Linked DNA regions of Homo sapiens: regions 1 and 2 are each linked to region 3. The links are chromatin loops, found by intact Hi-C in ENCODE. Cell type or tissue: PC-3. All regions are shown on one strand.

What was found. Peaks named below come from ENCODE experiments on the same cell type or tissue, not always from the same donor. Only the 100,000 strongest peaks of a DNase experiment are listed, where the experiment ranks them.
Region 1: it touches region 3 in a loop (3-fold over the local background); 9 of 110 quality-filtered maps call a loop at or near these places.
Region 2: it touches region 3 in a loop (5-fold over the local background); 6 of 110 quality-filtered maps call a loop at or near these places.

The regions. Positions count from the first base shown.
Region 1 is chr1:220,212,979-220,220,978 of GRCh38, forward strand. RAB3GAP2 (RAB3 GTPase activating non-catalytic protein subunit 2) reads right to left here. Exons shown (of 35, transcript NM_012414.4): 3 at 878-1,001. Among named protein-coding and RNA genes, the nearest start is that of SNORA36B, 16 kb to the left of the region's middle. RefSeq lists a silencer at 6,893-6,972 and enhancers at 7,123-7,172, 7,533-7,602. In PC-3, CTCF peaks have their summits at 4,600 (motif pointing left), 4,803 and 5,858; a DNase peak (open chromatin) is centred at 5,863.
Region 2 is chr1:220,185,206-220,193,205 of GRCh38, forward strand. It overlaps RAB3GAP2 (RAB3 GTPase activating non-catalytic protein subunit 2), which reads right to left. Exons shown (of 35, transcript NM_012414.4): 14 at 5,863-6,079; 15 at 5,172-5,315; 16 at 4,859-4,941; 17 at 4,498-4,562; 18 at 446-536. Among named protein-coding and RNA genes, the nearest start is that of MIR664A, 11 kb to the right of the region's middle. In PC-3, CTCF peaks have their summits at 4,726 (motif pointing right) and 4,940; no DNase peak of the experiment used is centred here.
Region 3 is chr1:220,729,704-220,737,703 of GRCh38, forward strand. No RefSeq gene overlaps it. Among named protein-coding and RNA genes, the nearest start is that of MTARC2, 15 kb to the right of the region's middle. In PC-3, a CTCF peak has its summit at 3,545 (motif pointing left); DNase peaks (open chromatin) are centred at 3,508, 4,978 and 5,438; H3K4me3 peaks cover 2,446 bases; H3K27ac peaks cover 1,745 bases.

The DNA of each region.
Region 1 (8,000 bases), 520 kb before region 3:
TAAGATATCATATAAAATAATTTTAGCTATAATACACTAAAAGAGTAATTTATAAATTTTGCTCTTTCCCCTTAGAATATGATTACAAAATTTAACAGTTGTGTATTAACTGACTTGGGTCTTTTTTATAGGTAAATATAAGATAAACATGTTTATAAGATTCTTATAATACACCTAGTCTCCTGGCCTTCAGCCTCTCCTTCCCCCAATTCAACCTGTATAATGTTGTCATAGTTCTTGTAGAATAAAGTTATTAACTCCTATGCCCACCCTGCCTAGTTTAAGACTACTTTTATCATCAGATGACGGAGAAAATTTTTCTACTAGATCTTTGCTACTTGAGGGTAACTTTGCTTTGTAAGACCATTCTAGACACATTTTACACACAATCTTACTTTGATCAGTAAGGTTTGGAGATCTATAAGATATGAAAAAAACCTCAATTTTAATCTTCAACAAAAAATTATGAGTTAAAATGCTATGCCCCAAACAGAAATCCATAATATTATGAGTTTTCAAATTAGAGTTGAAAATCACCTCATTCACATTGTTACTAAGAAAAGGTCAATGACCTTTTTAGCTCTGACTGTCCCTTGCAAGAATTGAGCAATGCACAGTACTGCCCCTGAGGTACCATATGGAGAGCACTAAGGTAGCTACAGCCAAGAAAGAAAAAAGGGAGAAAACAAACAGAATGGAAGGGGGAGAAAGAGGGAAATGGAGAGGGAGGGAGGGAGGGGGCGGAGGAGGAGTTGGGGGGGGGGGGAGAGAGAGAGAAATAAATAAATAAAAAGCATTATATTCTTTTCACCTAATCCATTTTCTCTTCTATCCAATGTATCAAAATAAAGGTCGCTGAAAATAATAGGATACTCACGCACTAGAAATACAGCTTTTTGCTCTCGAGCTATCACCATAAGATCATTGGTTGGAGATAAGGATAAAACACAATCTTGGAGCCAGGAAGTTTTTTGTGTTTTGCAAGTATTTCCTTCTTCTTCCTGTGGGTAAAACTACAATTACTGCATATGCAAAAATACCAAGAGTATTCAAACTCAGCTTGCCTGTCTCAAGGGGTGAGAGGGAAGAAAAAAAAGAAAAGGAAATATTTCCAATTCTCATACAGTTTCATAATATTCCTTATCAAAACATGCCAAAGATGGCTGACAAACAAAATACCCACTATAAACAAATCTTCAGTTTTGAATATTAATGCAAAAAATTTAAATATAAACAAATATAAACTAGCAAGGCATTAAAAGAATGTCACATAGTGGCCAGGCATGGTGGCTCACACCTGTAATCCCAGCACTTTGGAGAGCCAAGGACAGGAGGTCAGGAGTTTGAGGCCAGCCTGGCCCACATGGTGAAATCCCATCTCTACTAATAATACAAAAATTAGCCAGGTGTGGCGGCGCGTGCCTGTAATCCCAGCTACTCGGGAGGCTGAGGCAGGAGAATCACTTGAACCCAGGAGGTAGAGGTTACAGTGAGCTGAGATCGCACCACTACAATCCAGCTTGGGCGACAGAGTGAGACTCTGTCTCAGGGAAAAAAAAAAAATGTCACATAGGAATCACTCCAGGAATTCAGCATTAGGAAATTTAGTGAATAATCCTATTTACAAAGAGATAGCTAGACAGCAAAGAAAAAAAATGTGATGTTTATTATGGTTATAGGATCTATAAAAGCATCTGATATAACGTTATGCTTCTTTCTTTTTATTTGGCCTACAGGTGTTTTCTCTTTTTCATTAGACGTTTATGTATTGTATAGGTAAATCCCCATGGTTAAAAATTCAACAGCTATAAAAAGGTGTTCTTTGAAAAATCTCTTATACTCCTGTACTCTAGCCATCTAGTTGTTAACTCTAGAGACAATGCAATCAGTTCTTATGTGTATTTCCAGAGATACTTTATGCACATTTACTACCCTTTTCCTCCCTTTTTCTTACAAGAATAGTAGCATTATATATATATATATATATATATATATATACTTCTATACTTTGCTTTTTTCTCTTAACATATTCATTAGACTTCATTCCACTTCCACATGAAGTTTCTTTATTGTTTTTAATGTCTGCATAGTATTCCATTTTATGGATGCACTATAATTTATTTAACCAGTTCCCGATATGCGTGGACATTTGTATTGCTTACCATCTTTTGCTGTTACCAACTATGCTGCAATAAATAGGTTTATAAATTCCTCAGTTTGTGTGGAAGTGTATCAGTAAGCTAAATTCCCAGAAGTAAAATTGCTGGGTCAAAGGGAATGTGTATTAGTAAATTTGCTGAATATTCCCAAACTGTGCCCCACACATGTTGTATTAATTTGTAATTCCATCAGCAATTTTTGAAAGTGCTTGCTTTTTCACAGGCATTTCAAAAAATATTTTAATGGCGGATCTCTGTCAATTTAATAGGTAAAATGTAGTATCTCAATATGCTTTTAAACTACATTTTTCTTATTAATGAGAATTTAGGCATTTTCTCATATACTTAAGAAAATTTCTCATTTTTATATAAAGGAAAGGAACAAATTGCATAATTTTCTATGAATAGTTTGTTCCCTTCCTTTGTAGATTTCCTGTTGGGTTGATGCTCTTTTTCTAATTGCTTTGTATACACTCTTTACATACAAAAAGAAAAACAAAATTGGCCCTTTGAACATAAGTGATGCAAATAGTTTTTCCTATTTGTGATGGCTTAAGTTTTTCCATGTAGAAATTTTTTATTGTCATGTGGCTAAATTATCCATCTATTCTCTTACAGCTTCTGGGTTTGATGTCATGTAGACTCCTACCTTACTCAGCCCTACCTAATGTCTTTTAGATTCAATTATTGAAAAGGGGAGGGAAAGGGAGGGGAAAGCTATGCAGGTTAATTTCCTTTTATAAAAAAATTATAATTTCATGCTTTTTAAAAACTTGTAATAAGCATGCATTACAAGCATTATAAAATTTAAAAGATTTTAGAAACAGAAAATCATCCTAGTCAGAAATGTTACAGTAGTATCATATTTCCAGGAATAAATTATTTCTTGCTGGGATACCATCAAAGAAATGTTTAAAACACAAAAAAAATATGGGTTACAGGGAATCTTTAGAAATACCCCAAAATGAGCCTGAAACCTCTGGGACAGTCATGCAATTATTTTTCTTTTGCAATGGGATATTAGGAAACAAACAGATTTGGAACTTTTTTCTCAAGCAAAATAAGCTAAGGAGGCTGCACCATCTCCCGAAAGATAGGGAGAACATAACATTGGCAAAATCTCATTTTATTAAAGCTCTACTTTTCTTAAGGAATTCTGTATCTAGCTTGTTGTTTTTAATGTTTGTTTTTCTACAGATAAATTAGAAAATTATCCCCCAAAGATAAAAGTTATGAAGGTAAAACTTAGTTGTAATTAAATTTTTCCCTGGTTCCACAACTTCTGCTGTAGGATAGTCTTTGTTTACCCAACACATCACTCCTCATGATGGCTTGCTGTAAGCTGAGGACAACATTACCCGATGGTTTCCTCCAACAACTGAGACTCCAATTATACCAACTGTGAGGCACAGGACCTTCTAAGTGATTAGAGATCCACTTTCAGGTAGGAGCTTAGAAGAGGACAGCTTATATAGGAATATTATTTAGGCATTGCTTTTGATAAGAAATTAGGAGGGTCCAAAACTCTTTGATTGGTCTCTGACTCTTATCCTAAAATCTCCATCTCAATGCAATAAAAAAGAATCAATATAATGCTTCAGGAAAGGAATACAGCCCTTATTTGGGCATGTTCTCAAAAAAATTTGTTTTAATAATTGAGCATCTATACAAATAGATTCCTTCCTCTTATCACACTTCCAAAACTATGTTTAATCAGTAAATCCTAAAAATATTATAAAAGTTGCTTTTCTTTTTTTTTTCAATAAAGAATATTGTTCCTATGTTTCTGTCCCATGTTTTCAAAATAATGCCACTAACAAGGATTAGATCTGATGTTTATGTGCACAGAAAAGACAAAGAGTCAAAGATGGAAGACATTTAGAGGCCAACTGGTCCAAATTCTAATTTTATAATAAAGAAAATGGAGTCTCGGAGAGGTTAAGGGATGTGCTCCAGCCATAGAATTAGTGTCAGAGCCCAAACTAAAATCTAGGCTTCCTAATTCCTAATTCAGGTGGTCTTTCCACTCTATCACCCTGCTCATCTCTGTGGGTAGCTGTACTAGCTCTTTGGAAGCTTGTCTTTACTTGAGATTTGACTCTAATCTCATATTCAGTGAAAACCCTTTTCTCCAAAAGAACTACTGTATTGTCACTTTATTCCGGCCTAATCTTTCTGTAGTTCTTTGAGTCGATTTACAGCTACAAGATGACCACTGTATTTGAATATGTGAGCCAGAGTATTCTTGAGGTATTTCTTCAAGAACTCCTTTAAAAATACTTTCCCTCTCCTTTCTGTTTTTCCATCAGAAGTTCCAGTTCCTCTGGCAAACCCATCCTATCCTGACTCCTAACCTTCTTTCAAACTTACTGCAATTAAAAGTCTTACTACTCCCTGCTACCTGTTTATTCTGTGACTGCATTTCTCCCACACTAGATGAGACGCCCTCTGTTGGCAAAGCCTATGGCTTATATTATTTTTCACCTCCACATGTAGCACAGTCCACTAATAGAATATAGGAGTAAATAACAGCATTCCCTATCTCTTAAATAATATATTATCTATTCTTACACCTGAAACTGTATAACAATGAACAATCAACCTAAAGCTAGTATATTCAGTCCTTAGTAATGTTTTTTCTTAAGTAATACTAAGATTTAATAGTTCAAGATTCTGGCTGACATATTCATGGTAAGTACAAGTTAAAGAGATATAAGAACAGAATACCACTGTATCATAGTCTTCTTAGTTGGGCCTAAAACTCGGTGTCAGATTATGATCAAGCTGCTGCTACCCCAACAAATGGACTATAAGTGATCTCAGAAGCAAACATGAATTTTGTCCCAAAAGGACTACCCATGACAAAAGCATTGGAAATAGATGTCACTTGCTTGGAAGCAAATTCAGAAAAATGATTCCATAATCAATTATGATATCCCTAACCTGCTTAGCCATCTTATACATGTACATTTTTATTTACATGAAACTTGAGAATAAAACTTGATGTGGATTTTTATTCCGGTTTCATCCACTGAAGACGGGGGAATAAAGAAGCAAAAAGCCAAAATCTTCCATCATTCTTTACTGCAGTTTATTTTCTATGTCCTTTCTACTTCTCCAACTTTCTCTGTTACTGTGGTACTAAAAATATATCCTCCCAGTTTGCCATGGTAAAGTTGGATATGTACAACTGAGCATTACATATTATAAAAATAGGTTAGAAAATACGATAATATTATTATATCATCATTAGAGTTTGAAGTGCCATAAAATTCTAGATCTAAACTTTTAGTTGTGCTTCTCAAGAATGATGCTAACTTGTCACATCATTCTGAGCAAACTATCGCAAGGACAGAAAACCAAACACTGCACATTCTCACTCATAGATGGGAATTGAACAATGAGAACACTTGGACACAGGGTGGGGAACATCACACACCAGGGCCTGTCGTGGGGTGTGGAGTCAGGGGAGGGATAGCATTAGGAGATATATCTAATGTAAATGACGAGTTAATGGGTGCAGCACACCAAAATGGCACATGTATACATATGTAACAAACCTGCACGTTGTGCACATGTACCCTAGAACTTAAAGTATAATTTAAAAAAAAAAAAGAACGATGCTAACTTGTCACAAAATGCAATGGTGTTGTGCTCTTAATACAAGCTCCACAAGCTCTTTGGATCCACAACCACACGGGGGAGCAGCTGTATACCTATTCCAACTGCAAGCTCCTGGTCACATGTAATTCTAAAGTAACTTCTTTGTGACTAAGGCACAGTATTCAACATATCAGATTCAATACAAGGACAAAAAGCCTCTAATGACAATAACCCAAACCAAATAATATCCTTAAAATTATAAAGAGGTAAAAATGTATTGTTTTAAGCTTAGCTATAATATTTTGCCCCCAGCCAGAGTAAATTTTACCATATTATGAAGCAAATTCAAAACAGAAAACTGCTGGAGGTGTGGATGGGAGAAATCCTCAGGTAAATCAAATTTCTTTTAATAAATCTACAAATTAAGAAACTGTAGTACTAAGTGCAAGACAATGTAAGCAAAGATCCTAGAACTGCTTGTCTGTACAGATCAACAATCTCCTTCTTACACATGTCATAATCCTCTTGAAGCCAACTGACAGGATGATTCAATCTTAACAGAAACAGAAGGAACTACAGGGATCATTTGAGTGAAATTCCTCCTTTTCCAGAAAAGAAATCAAGCTCTAAAAAGAATAAGTGGATTTTCACTAACCATGCCAATACTATAGATAATACATTTAAAGCAACATACATTCACACAGTCCCTGGACAATTTACAGAGGAACTCTGGTCCTTCACTTCTAAAATCAGGGGTCTGAGGAAGAATGAGGAAATGGCCTGTGGGTCAGAATCCATGAGAAAGACTAGACCCTCGATGTTCTCATATCTCTCTCTCTCTGCTTTAATGTATCCTGTACAACACTGCCACAGTATTGCTCCAGAAGGGCTGCAGAAATACAAACCAAGAATAAAGAGTGTGAGTCCATCTGAAGTGACTCCAGTGCCAGATTTTTCAGGGAAGTCTCAAGTCTAAGCACAAATAACTTGATGAAAATATTGGTATAGTGGAGATTAGGAAATGCCCTCTCTAGGCTGGATCACAATGAGCTAGTATTAGGTTTTACAACAAAATATGATTTCCAGCGCCAGTTCCAGAAAGCTCAGGCAAGAAATAGGGCTGTAAACAACAATGCTCTGGGAAGCCTAATAGAGCATCAGCACACATTCAGTGGCTGACAAGATGCAAGCTCATCATTTTGTTTTGTGTCATAAGGGCATTTGCCTACTAATTAGCGTTTTGGAAAACTTCCCCAATAATGGGGCCCACAGTCTCTAACACTGCCCCTTTGAAGCTAGTGATCCAAAAATAATATCATTTGACAAGGTAATTTCCCAAGCCACGCCTGAAATGTAAAACAAAAAAAGCACCTCACTGCTTAAAGGTGCTCCACCAGGGACCTTGGGTTTTCCACCAAAACTTGCCTCCCCCACCCTGTTACTAAAGTTGACACTGAATTTGCCTGCAGTCTCCCCCATCATCGTCGTTGTGGTGGCTGCGCTAAGCTCCATGGCTCTGAGAGCCAGCCCGTCCCTTCCCTGCCACTGTGAAGTGGGTGTTCAGAGAGTCTCGCTCCTGGAACGCAGGTGAGTGGAGTCCCCGAAGATCCGCACAAAATAGCCCAGCCAGTTCCAGCAATTATGAAAAAGTCCAGGCTCTCAGACCGCTGACCCTGATAAGTAGAAGTCCTTGGTGCCACCTGGTATTCCAGTGGCTCAGTCCATGTGCATCATCACGAGTAGGATCCAGCTTGCTGCTGAAAAGGCCTCTGTCCCGTTTGTGGATAAGACAGTGCAGCCCAACCATGGGACAGCTTTAGGAGGCAAAAGCTGAAGATGGATTTTTTGTACCTGGCTGATATGGTTTGGCTGTGTCCCCACTCAAATTTCATTTTGAATTGTAATTCCCACAATTCCCACGTGTTGTGGGAAGAAGCCGGTGGGAGGTAACTGAATTATGGAGGTGGGTCTCTCCTGCCCTGTTCTGATAGTGAATGAGTCTCACAAGTTCCGATGGTTTTAAAAAGGGGAGTTTCCCTGCACAAGCTCTCTTCTCTTGTCTGTCGCCATGTGAGACATGGCTTTCACCTTCCACCATGATTGTGAGGCCTCCCCAGCCACGTGGAAGTGTAAGTCCAATAAACCTCTTTCTTTTGTAAATTGCCCAGTCTCAGGTATGTCTTTATCAGCAGCATGAAAATGGACTAACACACTGGCCTACGTGGAGAGAGCACCCTG
Region 2 (8,000 bases), 540 kb before region 3:
TTGACGGACTGATGGATTTTAAAGAACAATGTGATAGTACAGACAAATTTTGAATATCAAAAAATGACCAGAAAATTCAGAAATAATAATCTGATTGTTGATTGTGATTCTGGAAGTCCTTAACTCTGTTCACGAGGGAAACTGATACACTGATAGAACATTAATACAAAGCTATATCAGAATAACCACTTATCATTCTATCCTGACATCTTTCCTCACAATTAAAAACAACTTCCCAATAACAGTCAATACATTCAAAGACAGCTTAGATGAAGATCAACTACATATATTAAATAGGGAATAAATAAGATTCTTAATTTCTTATATCTATATTACTTCCACATTAAAGTAACATGATGGTATCACAAAGTCAATAGCTTTCTATAATCAGAGTTACAAAATTTGAGTTAAGAACATAACCTCCAATCAGTACAAACCCTATTACCTTGACTTTTTAAAGTGTCCATTAAAGTCTGAGTGATGTTTCTAAGGCAAGAAAATGGTAAACGTTCACTTGCCAAAATGCTTTCCAAAGCCTAGGAGAAAGATATTGAACAGTTCTAGTAATTATAAGGCAGTGATTTTGTTTTTTAAATCTTATATTTATGCCCAAACTTTCACTACCCCAAATTTCAAAGGGAAGCTCTATATTTAAGATGTTTTAGTGTACATATATTAAATCTCAAGTTGCGTTGTTAAGTAATATACAATCAACTTCATGTCATGCCAAATATGACATAAATGACAAAAATCCAGGCTGAGAATAAAACAACTAGAAGGCAACTGCTACTTAACAGAATAGCCAAATCAAAACAGAAACAAAGATAAAGCTATTTACCAATAAGAAGAGTTTGAATATGCCTATACTATATAGGCATAAACGAAAAGCAGAGGTTATTGTCATGTCAATAACAAAAGCTGCCAAAAACTTAGTTATACCTTAATTATTGCATTTGTGCATGGCAGGCAGAATCTATAGGCCCTGCTAGATGAATACAGTACCCACCCTTCCCTACCTCCCTCTCCCCACCCCCATAGATATTTAAGATTCTTCATAACCAGTCCCAAAATATCTCTTCATGCCTAAAGTAGCAACTATCAGAAGTTAAAGGTCATATTTATCCTTTCATATTAGCACATTAAGTTGGGTTTTAATTAATGAGATTAAATAGTTCAAAAAGTAGGCTGAGAATGTGGGATAAGACAAATATCCGATCATAACACAATAACCTCTGCGTGTTTGTGGAGGAGAAATGGGCTTAGAGGGTGGCTCAAGATGTTGGTCAGGCCTATAATGAAGTAACTACCAGGAAACAATAAAGAAAGTGACTGTAAGAGGCCAGAACCCAGGACAAGCATAACCTGCTCCAGTTCTGCCTATGATTACCCAGGCTAGCAGCTAGCTTGTTTTCTTCCCCATTATTCAACAGTCTCCCAAAGCCTGAACTGGTTTCTTCCTTCCCTTTAGTCAGTCCTAGAAGACCTATAACTTTTGTTACTGGGTTTTCTAGCATTCTTTATAAAATTCACAGCTTCATACATGATTCAGAAGTACCATTAAAAAAAAGAAAATCAAGAAGACATTTTGCATTATGCTGGTTTCCCAATTTTGTTGTTCTATGATTTAGGATAAGAAGAAAGATGGCATAAAAATGAGAAGAACCGTGTGGGTTATGACCCTTTCTACTACAGATTTCTCAATATGCCTCTCTAGATGCCCACTTTGTCATCATCATGTCATCTCTAATAACAGAGACTTTACCCTGAGCAAAATGAGAGCCAATTAGCATTGTCAGTAGAATGGAAGACACAATTAAAAGTCACAAAGGCTTTTCTGTTCTACAATAACTCAATAAAGTGTTTTAAAAACGGACTGCAACAGAAATCACTATTCACTAAATTCTCCCATGTATCACTATTCACTGAATTCTCCCATGTATGTAGCTATAAAATAATAAGAAATATACATATTGGTCTATGGCCCCAGTACCTGACACAGAGTTCCTATAATTTCTTGAACAATGGGGGTGCTAGGAGTTTCTTTTGTTCTAGTGTTTGGTCTCTGTCCTAGTTCATCAGTCAGAGCTCTTAATCCCTTTGTAGACAGAGGTGCTAGGAGAACCTTTTGTTCTAACATTTGGTCTTTGACCCCCCATTTCTGATGGGGAGCTTCTAAGACCTCTGTAATTTCCTGGGTGATAGAAGCTTCTTTTTTTCTAATGAGGCCACTCATGGCAGGCTCCTGGAGAGCTTCAGAATAAGGGGGTGGTTACCAGTGGAACCAACCATGTATTTGAGGATTGAAACTTTTAGCCCAACCCCTGACCTCTGGGGAGCCAAGAGGAGCTGGAAGACTGAGTTGATCACCAATGGCCAATGATGTAATCAATCATGCTTATATAATGAAGCTTCCATCAACACCCAAAAGGACAAGGGTTGGAAGAGCTTCTGGATAGCTGAACGTGTAGAGGTTCCTGAATAGTGGCTTGCCAGGAGAGGGAATGGAAGCTCTGCAACCCTTCCCATATGATTTACTCTATGCACCTCTTCCACTTGGCTGTTGATCTCTACCCTCTGTAATATCCTTTATAATAAATGGGTAAACGTTCAAGTAAAACGTTTCCCTGAGTTCTGTGAGCTGGTCTAGCAAATTCATCAACCGCAAAGAGGGGGTCATAGTAACCCTAATTTATAGCTAGACAGTCAGAAATATAGCTGACAACCAACTACTTGTGACTGGTACCTGAAGTAGGTAGAAGTCTTGTGGGACTGAGCTCTTAACCTGTCGTGATGATCTCATGCTATCTCCAGGTAGATGGTGTCAGAATCGAACTGAATTAGAGAATAACCAGCTGGTGTTAGCTGGAGAATCTGCCAAAGAAATTGACTGGTGTGTGGGAAAAAAAAAAAAAACCCTACATCTAGTGGCAGAAGTGTCGAGTGACTGTGTAAGAGAAAAGAAAAAACCTGTGATACAGTTTTTTCTTACATTTTCACAGTAGCATTATTTTAGATGCTGTGAATTATAAAAATCAAGTATTTGGTAAGGTTCCTACTTGAAGGAGCTTAAAAGACCTAAAGAAAAAAAAGTCGGGGAAGCTATGATTAACATACATGAAATAATTAGAAAATAAGTAGTCATTAACTATCCAGTTTTGATTGAAAGTAGAGTAGGAGTTCAGAGTTATCCATGGGGATCGAAGCATTATGTAAGAATTTGTGGAGTTAGGACTTGAATAGCATTATGAGGGGTTTGGATAGGAGGAGTGGGAGTAAAAGAAATCACCAGTGGTGACCATATTATAACCACGAGCCTGGCAAAAAGTAAAGGTCTGGCAATACCATGGAATATTGAGGCTGTGGAGTAACAGGGACTCATACAGAACAGGTGGGAATATAAATTAGTACAACTATTTTGGGAAACAATTTGCCATCAACTAGTACAGTTGAAGAAGCTCACACCCTAGCAATTCCACTCTTAGGTATAAACGCCAGAGAGACTCTTGCATATGTGAATGAGGAAATATGTACATGGATAAGCATAGCATCATTTGTAATGTCAAAAATCTGGAAACAACCTAACCGTTCACTGACAGGAGTGTAAATAAATTCTAGTCAGTGAGCAGAATTTGTATGGCATAGTAAATGAATCAATTATAACTATAACTACATACACCAATATGAATGACACAGAAACATAATCCTGAAGGAAAAACTAAAGTCACAGAAGACATAGGGCATGACTGCATTTATATAAAGTTTGAAAAGGCAGGAAATGCATCAACAGGTTTCAAAGGAGCCACACAGGAATGACGTAACTATAAAGTAAAGAAAAAGAAAGAACCACAAAATTCTAAATTACAGTTACCTTAGGGATGGGAGAAGGGAATGGGACTGAGGGGGGACACTCAGGGCTCTTTAGAGTTCCTGGTAAGATTTTATTTCCTAAGGTAGGTGGTCATACACACATATTTACTATTTTATATATATAATATATATAATGTAGGGATGTGTAGGTATGTGTATATAAAACACACTCAGATGTATGGCAACCCAGGCTGGAGTACAATGGTGCAATCTCAGCTCACTGCAACCTCCGCCTCCCAGGTTCAAATGATTCTCCTGCCTCAGCTCCTGAGTAGCTGGGATTACAGGCGCCCGCCAATACTGACCCAACTAATTTTTTTGTATTTTTAGTAGAGACGGGGTTTCACCATGTTGGCCAGGCTGGTCTCGAACTACTGACCTCATGATCCCCCTGCCTCGGCCTCCCAAAGTGCTAGGATTACAGTTACAGGCATGAATATTAATTTTTTTTTTTTTTTTTAAAGAGACAACAGGAACTTCTATCTGAAAATAAAGAAAGGGATAAACAATAAAAATGTGAAAAGAAGACTTCAGCCTCTCATGTTTGGGGGAAATAGGAAAATAAAGATTTTCTTAAGAAGGATGTATTATAGCTACTAGCAGGAAAGTTCGTGTATTATATACACTTACTTGTTTTTTGGTTGCAGGGTATTTAATATCAAGAATTAATTCCTTTATTTCTGTTTCAACCAAATCTATAAAGAAAAAAATAATCAAAGTAAAATTTTAATTTTTATAACAGTGAAACATTATTCTGAAAGAAAATGAACATATCTGTACTATCAGTGAGTCTAAAGGATTTTTGGGTTCTCTCACATTAATGTTTTCTTGTTATGAATTATAACACCCTCTAGATGGCACACTTCAGCCTTACAGAGCAATTCCAATAAGCTCATCCATGCATTATTTTGATTGCTCCATTCAGAATATTTTATTGATTTAAAAGATGATAGAACAATATGCTTTATTATTTGTATGAGAGAATACCTACCAAGATTGGGAGATTTTGTTTTCAGTAAGGCTGCTAGTTTCTTCACTAGGTGCATATCCTTGGCTCGTTCACTCTTCTTATCACTAAACCAATAAATATAACAAATTATTACAGAATGTGAAATTATTTTCTTTCTAATTCTGACACACTCCAACTTTTTTTTCCTTTATATATTTCCTATTTAACTTTAAAGATATCAGTCTAAAGACAAAGGAAACAACAAAATAGCAACTACAAAAGAGAGTACAACAAACCTAGGAACTAGGAAAAGTTAGCAGAGGAGCGTCAATCAGCAACACTGGACACACCTTACCTCAGTGCTAAATGGAAGGGAACGTTCACTGTTTTCACACTTCCAGACACTGGATCAACCAGACAGATCTGATAAGTCTGTGGCTGCCAACTCTGACTGGTAACATTATTTAAACCCATTATTTTATAGCCAGGATACAGCAGCCTAAAGAAATCACATACCAATATGGTAAAAATATTAGAACAAGGAGAAATGCCAAAAGGTGCTTTTATTATAGCTAGGAAACCCAACATTATTATCAATTTAGGAGCATTAATAAGGCAACTAAATACTGATAGCAAGTACATAAGTAAAGCAGGGCTCAACCAGCAGAGTTCTGCCTTGTTGAAAGATTCTAAAAAATTAAATGAACACAATCAGGCCCCTGTTTCAATGGCAAACAAAGCATTCACCTCACTTATGACTAGGGCAAAAGGAACCTTTCCTTTTGAGCCTTCCCAGCATAAGTAAGGGACAAACATTAGCAACAAGCTAACTTTAATTCAGCAGTCTATCATGGCATTTTTAATTTTTTTTTTTTGTTATTAAATACTTAAGTACATGCCAGGCACTCACAGGAAAAACCACAATAAAGAATATTGTAATTCTCAAACTTGTAATCTAATAAGCAGCTTTAGTAAAGCTTTATTTTAATAAAAGCATTCCTATATTTCATTTTGTAACCAGCACAATGCCAGCATTTGCAGCTTACCTGCAGTGCTTCCCCACATTGAAAGCTCCTACTCTAGGTCCCTGCTGTGTGCTCCACACTTCTAAAATTCCCCTTCTTGGCGCATAGATCACAAGGAATTGAGCTACTCGACTTGGACCCTGAGAATTTCCAAAGGGGGAAAAATCTGCCTTTTCTGGCACTCTTTCATGGAGGTCCTCTACAGTTTGAATCCATCCAATTTGTGCGTCGCGGTACCCTTAGAGACAGAGGTAAAGGGAAGTTAATTACTTAATCTAGGTTCCATAGTAGCCTCCTGAAGTACTCTGGAATAGTGGGGGTGGGGGTGGGGGTGGGGTAAGAAAAGCTATAAAAGTATATTTTTTATTATGGAATATCTTAAATAAAAAATGATAATAAATAATAACCAGTCTATCACCCAGCCTTATCAAATCTTACTATTTTGCTATATTTACTTCTGACCACTTTTTCTCTTTAAAAAGAAAATATTGGCTGGGCACAGTGGGTCATGCCTGTAATTCCAGCACTTTGGGAAGCTGAGGCGGGTGGATCACCTGAGGTCAGGAGTTCGAGACCAGCCTGACCAACGTGGTAAGACCCTGTCTCTACTAAATACAAAAAATTAGCTAGGCATGGCGGCGCATGCCTGTAATCCCAGCTACTTGGGAGGCTGAGGCAGGAGAATCAGTTGAACCCAGGAGGTGGAGGTTGCAGTGAGCCCAGATCGCACCATTGAACTCCAGCCTGGGCAACAAGAGCGAAACTCTCTAAAAAAAAAAAAAAGAGAAAAGATTATAGATATAATTGAAGCCACCTGATTACCCCTCCTGCTCTCATTCCCTTCCCTTCCCACACAAGCCTTTTGGTGACATGCAGATAGAAAATATGGGTTACAGGACGATGGGAGGAAGCTCTTGCATGGGAGACGTAGCTGATGCTATTTTCCATTTTAGGGTGGTCCCTCACATAGGCAATTGATCCTTCTTTCCAAGGACACAATGGAAAGAAAAACTGGCTGTACTAGCTGCAGACAGGCAATGATGCAAGGAATAAGATTGCCATAGTGGATTTGGAGCAGTCAGTACAGCTTCGTCTTCGTATTTTAGAAAAGTCTTGCTGAGAACATACCTTTGATATTGTTTCAGAAGACAAACACCAAGGAGAAATGATGTATCTGCAGTATTAAAACTATTTCTACAGATACTGAGACATGTAGTAGGTAAAGACTGCCTCTGTCTATCACTGCAGGAGTTCTTTGGCAAGAAGGTGATAGTGGCTTCAATCTGGTCCAGAGTAATTGAATGACCTCAATCCATTCATTATTCCTCACATTTTACAGGATAGACAAGATTGCACCATAAATTGTGGTCTATGCTGACATGTTACTATTCCAGATGATTCTAAATAATGTAATCATCCCTTCTTTCTTAGTCAGGGAGATATTATTCACAATGTGCCTAGTTAAAAGATATTTTCAAGTCTCCCTTATAGTTAGATGAGGCCATGTCACTAAGTCCTGGCTAATGTAGATAATGGTTGAAGGGACTTCGGGGAATATCTTCAAAGTAGATTGACTCAGTTGCCAGGAGAAGCCTTCTTCCTTTCTGCTTCCTTCCCGGAATGCAGATAAGAGGGCTGTCTATGAGAACCTTGAGTGGGGAAGCTACAAGGAAGAAGACTGGGTTCCTGAAGATACTGTGGTCTGTTACTCAGGTCTGTTAATAATAGCTGAAGGAAACTCCTAAGTGACATACTTATTGACACACCAGGTGGATTGACCCAAGCATATGGATATAAAAGTCAAGTCAGTGAAGATGGGTTTTGCTATCTTAAATCTGAAAGACTTGGCATTATAGATTTGGGGAGAACATTTGGCTCAAGAATGGCTTTGTGAAGGGGAATAAATGTAGCAGGGGCAAGAAACTGAACTCAGAAATTGACAATAACAGTGAGAATTGAAAGAAAGTGCAAAAGGCAAAGGTTAAACATGGCTATGAGGTGATCAAACCTAAAAGATGTATCAACTGACTACTGGACCAAGTGGTTGCTGATCTGAGTTCATGTCAAAAAAAGAAAATGTAAACATGAAGAATTAAACAGAGTTATCATCCAGAAGCTGAAGGATGATAACATTGCTCAACTATTGGGGTAAAAAGTGA
Region 3 (8,000 bases):
AAGTTTTATATTTGTCTTTTACATATACACATACATATATGTAGGTACATATATATTTTTATTCTTTTATAAAGAAAAATTATTTATATGGTAACAATTGTGGAGTTTGGTTATAAAGACATGTTCTCCACCCAAGAGCATTTATTTTCCTTTGTTAGAAGTTTTAATGTAAAATCAGCCAAGATTCCTTTTGTTAAAGCCAACAAGTGTTTTTAGCACATCTTTCAGATGAATTAGTTTCCTGTTGTGTTTCACAGGCCAATCAAAGATGGGCAGGGATGGTCTCAAATTGACCCTTCTACCTACAGTGTTTCTGCTGTGTGCTTATAAAGATTGAACTTCTGTATTCTCATTCCACATCCATGAACACACACAACTCCAGCTGCTATTCAATAGATGAACTCTGATAAATGTAAGTTTTCTAGTACATTGATGGAATTTCTATAGCAGGATGTATTGAGCCCATTTTTTTATAAATTAGTTGACAATACAGTATTCTGTTTCACTGTACCCTTTGAAGGGAACATGAAAAGAGGGCAGTTCTACAGAAAAGCCCCCCACCCCAACCATTTCCTCAACCCTCTACACACTTATAAAGGGCATTGTCTTTGCCACTGCTGTTCATTCTCTGAGGCTTGGGTTCAAAGGCACCTCAGAAGTCTTACAGGAGAGAGGCAAAATGCAGGCCTACACTCTTTTGCTCCTTCAGCAGTGGACATGTATTAAATGTTCTCAGACCTCTTCTCCATCTGTTAAAGACCAACACAATCCCTAAATTGATGAGGGTAAGAGATTGGCAAATCTGCTCCATGTTACTGACTGCCTTATTCCTTCCCATTTTCCTCACCATGGCTTGGGATAAATTATCCAGCGTCCTAAGGGTTACTGTCAGGTGTCTCTGCACAGGCACTGTGCAAATATCAATTCATGCCCTCCCCCACCTTGATGACAGATTCATCTAAGACCATTTAAGCAATCCCTTAAATTGCTTGTGTTACGAAAGAAAGGGAACTTCAACATTGTTGGAAGGAATCTAAAATGGTACAGTCACTGTAGAAAATCATTTGGTAGTTTTTCTTCAAAAAGTTAAACACAGAATTAGCACAGGACCCAATGAATCCACTCCAATATAGACCCATGAGTACTGAAAATATGTTATCTTACAAGAATTAGCCAGGTGTGGTGGTGTGTGCCTGTAGACCCAGCTACTCAGGAGGCTGAGCTGGAAGGACTGCTTGAGCCCAGGAGGTCAAGGCTGCAGTGAATTGTGATTGTGCCACTGCACTCCAGCCTGGGCAACAGAACAAGGCCTGACTCAAAAAAAAAAAAAGAAAAGAAAAGAAAATATGTACATGAGTGTTCATAGTAGTATTATTAATAACAGCCAGAACAAAGTTCATCAACTGATGACTAGATAAACAAAATGTGGCCTATCCATATGATGAAATATTATTCAGCTATAAAAAGGAATGTTCTGTTGTTATATGCTGTATGCTCAGGGATGAAACATGGAAACATTATGCTAAATAAAAGAAGTCAAACACAAAAAGCCACATATTGTGTCATTCCATTTATATGAAATGTCCAGAATAGGCAAATCCTCAGAGACAGAAAGCAAATTAGTGGTTGCCAGGGGATAAGGGGAGCAGAGCTGGGACTGACTGCTATAGGTATGAGGTTTCCTTCTGTGGTGATAGAAATATTCTGGAATGAGAAGTGATCGTTGCATAATAGGGTGAATATACTACAAAACAATGGAATGTTGATATGGTTTTGTTGTGTCCCCACGCAAATCTCATCTTGAATTATAGCTCCCATAATTCCCACGTGTTGTGGGAGGGACTCGGTGGGAGATAATCGAATCATGGGGGCAGTTTTCCCCATACTGTTCTTGTGGTAGTGAATAAGTCTCACAAGATCTGATGGTTTTATAGGGGGTTTCCCCTTTTGCTTGGCTCTCACTCTGTCTTGCCTGCTGTCATGTAAGATGTGCCTTTCACCTTCCGCCATGTTTGTGAGGCCTCTCCAGCCACATGGAACTGTGAGTCCCTCAATCCTCTTCTTCTTTATAAATTACCCAGTCTAGGGTATGTCTTTATCAGCAGCATGAAAATGGACAAATACAATTGTACACTTTAAAATGGTACATTTTATGTTTTGTGAGTTGTATCTTAATTTTAAAAAAGACCATAACAATGCTTACAACCTACATGCTGTAGAGTAGATCATACTTACGTCATTATTTTCTGGTCATACTTAGGAAAGAGTAAAGACTGTCACAGAATAAATGAATGAATGGACGAATCAATTGATGAACTGATGAATAAGTAGAATGAAAGGGAGCCTGGGAAACAGAGGTCTTTTGTGACTAAACATGGGTGAGGAGACACTTCGTATAATTTTTTTCTTGGGCGAGTAGTAGAACACAGAGAGGTTGGAGGGAAACACTAGCAGGACTTGACTTTACAGGGAATTTGTTTTGGAAAGGATGTCCCCAAGCAAGGAGATTCTCTTCCCTTCCCAAAACACTGTATCCTGCCATAGCCTTCTTCCACTCTGAGTGGGGCACGTGCTGCCAAGATGAAAAGCAAATCTCCCTGTAGCAGCCAAAGAAAACAAACACAGAAAAAAAGCAAATGAAAACTGGGAGAGGAAGCAGGATTCTGCATCCTGGTTGATAACATCGTCAAAATCAAAGCCACAAAGACACACAGTCAGGGCCACTGATAGAGCTTAGGGGCCATCCAGGGCAGGGTTGACCAGAGGTGAGAAGGTCCCCGGACCCTCAGTGTCATCAGCCCAAGCCCCCATAATTTTGTAACTAATATTGATGGAATAACAGGGCCCTTCCCATATACAGGTTAAGACCCAACAGATGCCTCGGGTAATTTATTTACTTAACAAATACAAACTGAGATTGACTGTGCCTGAGATACACAGGGAGAGGCACAAGTCCCAGCCAAGGAAGGGCATCTTCTAGGTAGGAAGTTTCCTGGGACTGATCTCTCAACTTATTTCTTCTGGCCTGTCCCTTCCTCTCGCCACATATTCTTGGCACCCTGTCCTTCTCCAGGGCCTTTCCCCCTCCTCCTCCTCCCCTAAAAAGGAAAGTGTGAGGAAGCAGCCATGGGACCTCCCCTTTCTGGCTGGGTAGGCGCTCCTAGGTGAGACGAGGAACTCTGAGTGGCTCGGCTATTGCAGGAGCAAGTGCCTTCTCCTACTTCGGACATGGGATTGCTGTGAGGACCGAATAGCCTTCTGCTTCCGACAGAGTTTTATAGACTGCAAAGTATTATTCAAATGGCAGGGAAAATAGAAAAGTGTGGCATTGTTTCTCCCACACTTTTCTATGACTTCTGACATTTCAAATATAGTATTCCTCCTATTTCAAAATACTCTTAGTCCCGACTCTTCACTGAGTTGGGTAACAGGAGGTTGTTCCTTAGGACTTACTCACCAGAAAGGAAAGGAGGGTTTCCTTTCACTTCCGGTTAGAACCAGCTTCAAGCATTTCCTCCCCACCCTTCCGTCCAAAACCCTGATCACAGCGCCCCCTCGTGTAAATCCGGAGCAACTGCCCGGGAAATCCCCCGTCTAACCCGGGCCAAAGTCAAAAGCTGAAGGAGGGGGTCCGGTTGAACTCTGGGTGGGCGGGAACTGGGGCTCCTACAGGGCGGTGATGCCTACAGGGGACAGGCTCCAGTCAGGTCCGTTTGCTTCTCATTATGCTGAATATAGACCTCATATTGCCAGATATTTTGATTTTAAAAGACAAGCTAGACACTTCCCGATTAAAACAACTGTGTAAGCCAAATAAAACAAGCTATGGGCCAGGCTGTGGGGGGGCTGCAAACCGTCAGGAAGCTTTGATTTCTTGTGGAAAAGATGAAACATTGATGATAGTTAATCCCAACACATTGACAAGGAGCGATCCTGGTAACAGAAGATATCTTATATGATATATAAAAATCACAACTGTGAACATATTTGACAAGGAGAAAAAAAGAACAAACATTCTTAACATACTTGCTTCTGAGTTTTCCCATCTATATTTGCTGGCTATATACTGATTTTCTTAACTTCCTATATTAACCAGAATAAAACCAGAAAGTTTCAGTAAAAATTATGGGGAAAAAAACTCAAAATAGAAAAAGAAATTCCCATTAATTTTTTTCCCCACTATTTGGAGATAAAATCCATTTTCCTAAAGGTACATATTCACCAACTTCCAGAATGCCAATGCCCATGAAGGGTTTTTTGAGCTTTCTGGGGTAGAAATTCATAGTTCTTAAGACAACAGGCAAAGCCTGCACAATTTGTTCTCATCCCGACTGTTAGCCTCACCTCCTGTCATTCCCTTTGCTGGTCCGATCATCATACGAAACTATTTTCCTCCAAAAACATTTCTTTTTTTTTTTGGAAAATTGTATTTCTCGTTGATTAATTGCTTTTACTCTCTTTTCCATTTTTGAAGCTCCTATGCATGCGTTCTTCGTATCCCAGTTTACATGTTACCTCCCACTAACCTTCAAGCAGAATAAGCTGCCCAGCCCACAACATGCACTTTCAAAGCTCTAAGCCCATATCTTTAGGAAAACAATTACTATTTTTCTTATAATTATTTGTTTACACATGTTTTGATATTGGGAATCTACCTAAAGCTGTGTTGTGTCACCGATGAGCCATAAAACTTTAAAAATATCTAGTAGATTGTAGGCTGATAGGGAATATTTGCTGTTTCGCTCTCCCAGAGCCTAGTACACCACCAGAATCATTGCATTGGATTTTTAAATAATTTTATTTTTGAATTTTTTGAACAAGTAATACTTTTCACAGTTCAAAATTCAAAAAGCTTAAGTATACAAATGAAAACTTTCCATTATATTCATGTTTCCAGCCACCCAGTTTCTCTTCTTATTGGTACATGATGTTACTCACTTATGTGGAATGAAGTCCACATTCCTCTGCGTGCAGTATAATTTTTTCTACCATCTGTGCTTGTTTACCTTCCTAGTACACTCCTCTCTCCTGGCCTTTGCTCTCTACTTTCCAGCCAGGATTGAAGTGGCTATTTCCCGATATGCTACCTTAGCGATTTACTGGCTTCTCAAGATCAGACACTCTATCTTCCTCTATCATTATTAAAGACTACATACTAGCATCTAGCGTATAGCAGGGCGTGAATGAAAGTTGCTCACGCTTGGACAACAACTGACCCTTGTGCTTGTTCTCCTGGAGCCCTTTTGAGCTCTTAGCCGCCTCAGATGTTGTTCTGGGACACACGTTTGGCCGTTGAGGCATTACTTCCCTGGGTATCCTGATGACAACCCCCAAACCTAACCTAATCTGAATGTGTGTCTTCTCCTTGCAATCTAAAGAGGTGCCCGACTAATACACAAGTAACTCTCCCTGAGCTGAGCTGGTTTGTTCTCCCAGGTCAAATCCTCACAGGGAGGAAGAGAAACTTGTGGGCATGCAGAGATGTTAGTCACTATGAATGGATAAAACGGCACAGGGATACATATTATACATGTGTATAATATGTATAAATGTTTATATTTATATAATATGTAAGATATAATTTATAGTATGTATTATATGTAAATATGTATATATGTAAATATATACTATAAATTATGTATATTCTAAATATATATTTATAATTAATAATTAATTATACTATATAACTATGTACTTATATAATATATTTCTATTAAATAAATGTAAATATATAATATATATTTATATTAAATAAATAGAAATATATTACATATAAATCTATATGTATATAAGTGTGTGTATATATATTTTTTGTTACAAGGCCCTAAAGGCCCTAAACAAGGCTACATTGATTTTTAAAAATTAACATTGTACTTACTAATGTTTCAAGTTAAAAAATATTCTTTAACTTTGAAGATCACTATACATAGCTTATCATTTCATTCTCCCCCTTCCTTCCTTCCTTTCTTGTTTTCAATCACTTTTTTAAGGGGACTTTTGTTTTTGACACAGTCTTGCTTTGTCACCCAGGCTGGAGTGCAGTGGCATGATTATAGCTCACTAAAGCCTCAAACTCCTGTTTTTATTTTAATTTTTAATTTTTGTGGGTACATAGTAGGTGTATGTTTTTATGGGATACAAGAGATATTTTGATACAGGCATGCAATGCATAATAATCACATCAGGGGCTGGGCGTAGTGGCTCATGCCTGTAATCCCAGCACTTTGGGAGGCCGAGGCAGGTGGATCACAAGGTCAATAGATTGAGACCATCCTGGCCAACATGGTGAAACCCCATCTCTACTTAATATACAAAAATTAGCTGGGCATGGTGGCGCGTGCCTGTAGTACCGCTACTCAGGAGGCTGAGGCGGGAGAATCGCTTGAACCCGGGAGGCGGAGGTTGCAGTGAGCCGAGATCGCGCCACTACACTCCAGCCTGGTGACAGAGCGAGGCTCCGTCTCAAGAAAACAGAAAAAAAAAAAAGCCGGGCGCGGTGGCTCATGCCTCTAATCCCAGCACTTTGGGAGGCCGAGACGGCGGATCACTTGGGGTCAGGAGTTCGGAGCAGTCTGGCCAACCTGGTGAAACCCTGCCTCTTCTAAAAACACAAAAATTAGCCAGGCGTGGTGGCGGGCGCCTGTAGTCCCAGCTACTTGGGAGGCTGAGGTGGGAGAATTGCTTCAATCCGGGAGGTGGAGGTTGCAGTGAGCCGAGATCGCTCCATTGAACTGCAGCCTGGGAAACAGAGGGAGACTCCGTCTCAAAATAAATAAATAAATAAATAAATAAATAAATAAATAAATAAATAAATAAAATAAAAAATAAAAAATAAAAAATTTACATCAGGGTAAATGGGGTATCCATCACATCAAGCATTTATCCTTTGTGTTACAAAAAATCCAATTACACTCTTTTGAAGTGTGCAATTAAATTAGTATTGATTATAGTCACCCAGTTGTGCTATCAAATAGTTGACCTTATTCATTCTTTCTATTTTTTGTACCCATTAACCATCCCCACTACCCAAACTCCCAACTCTTCCCAGCCTCCGATAACCATATTTCTACTCTCTATCTCTATGAGTTCAATTGTTTTGATTTTTAGATCTCAGAAATAAATGAGAACCTGTGAAGTTTGTATTATTGTGCCTGACTTATTTCACTTAATGCAATGACCTCCGGTACTGACTATGTTGTTGCAAATGACAGGATCTCATTCTTTTCTATGGCTGAATACTCCATTGTGTATATGTGCCTCATTTTCTTTATCCATTAATCTGTTGATGGACATGTAGTAGGTTTCTTTCAAATCTTGGTTATTGTGAATAGTGCTGCAATAAACATGAGAGTGTAGATATCTCTTTCATATACTGATTTCCTTTCTTTTGAGTATATACCCAGCAATGAGATTGCTGGATCTTATGGTTGCTCTATTTTTAGTTTTTTGAAGAACCTCCAAACTGTTCTCCATTGTGGCTGTACTAATTTATATTCCCACCAACAGTGTGCCAGGGTTCCCTTTTCTCTACATCCTTACCAGAATTTGTTACCGCCTGTCTTTTGGATAAAAGCCATCTTAACTGAGCTGAGGTGATATCTTATTATAGTATTGATTTGCATGTCTCTGATGATCAGTGATGTCGAGTACCTTTTCATATGCCTGTTTGCCATTTGCATGTCTTCTTTTGAGAAATGTCTATTCAGATTTTTTACCCATTTTAAAATCAGATTAGATTTGTTCCTATAGAGTTGTTTGAGCTCCTTATGCATTCTTGTTATTAATCCCTTGTCAGACAAGTAGTTTGCAAATGCTTTCTCCCATTTTGTGGGTTATCTCTTCACTTTGTTGATTGTTTCCTTTGCTGTCCAGAAGCTTTTTAACTGGATGTGATCCCATTTGTCCATTTTTGCTTTGGTTGCCTATGCTTGTGGGGTGTTACTCAAGAAATCTTTGCCCAGTCCAATGTCCTGGATAGTTTCCCCAAAGTTTTCTTTTAG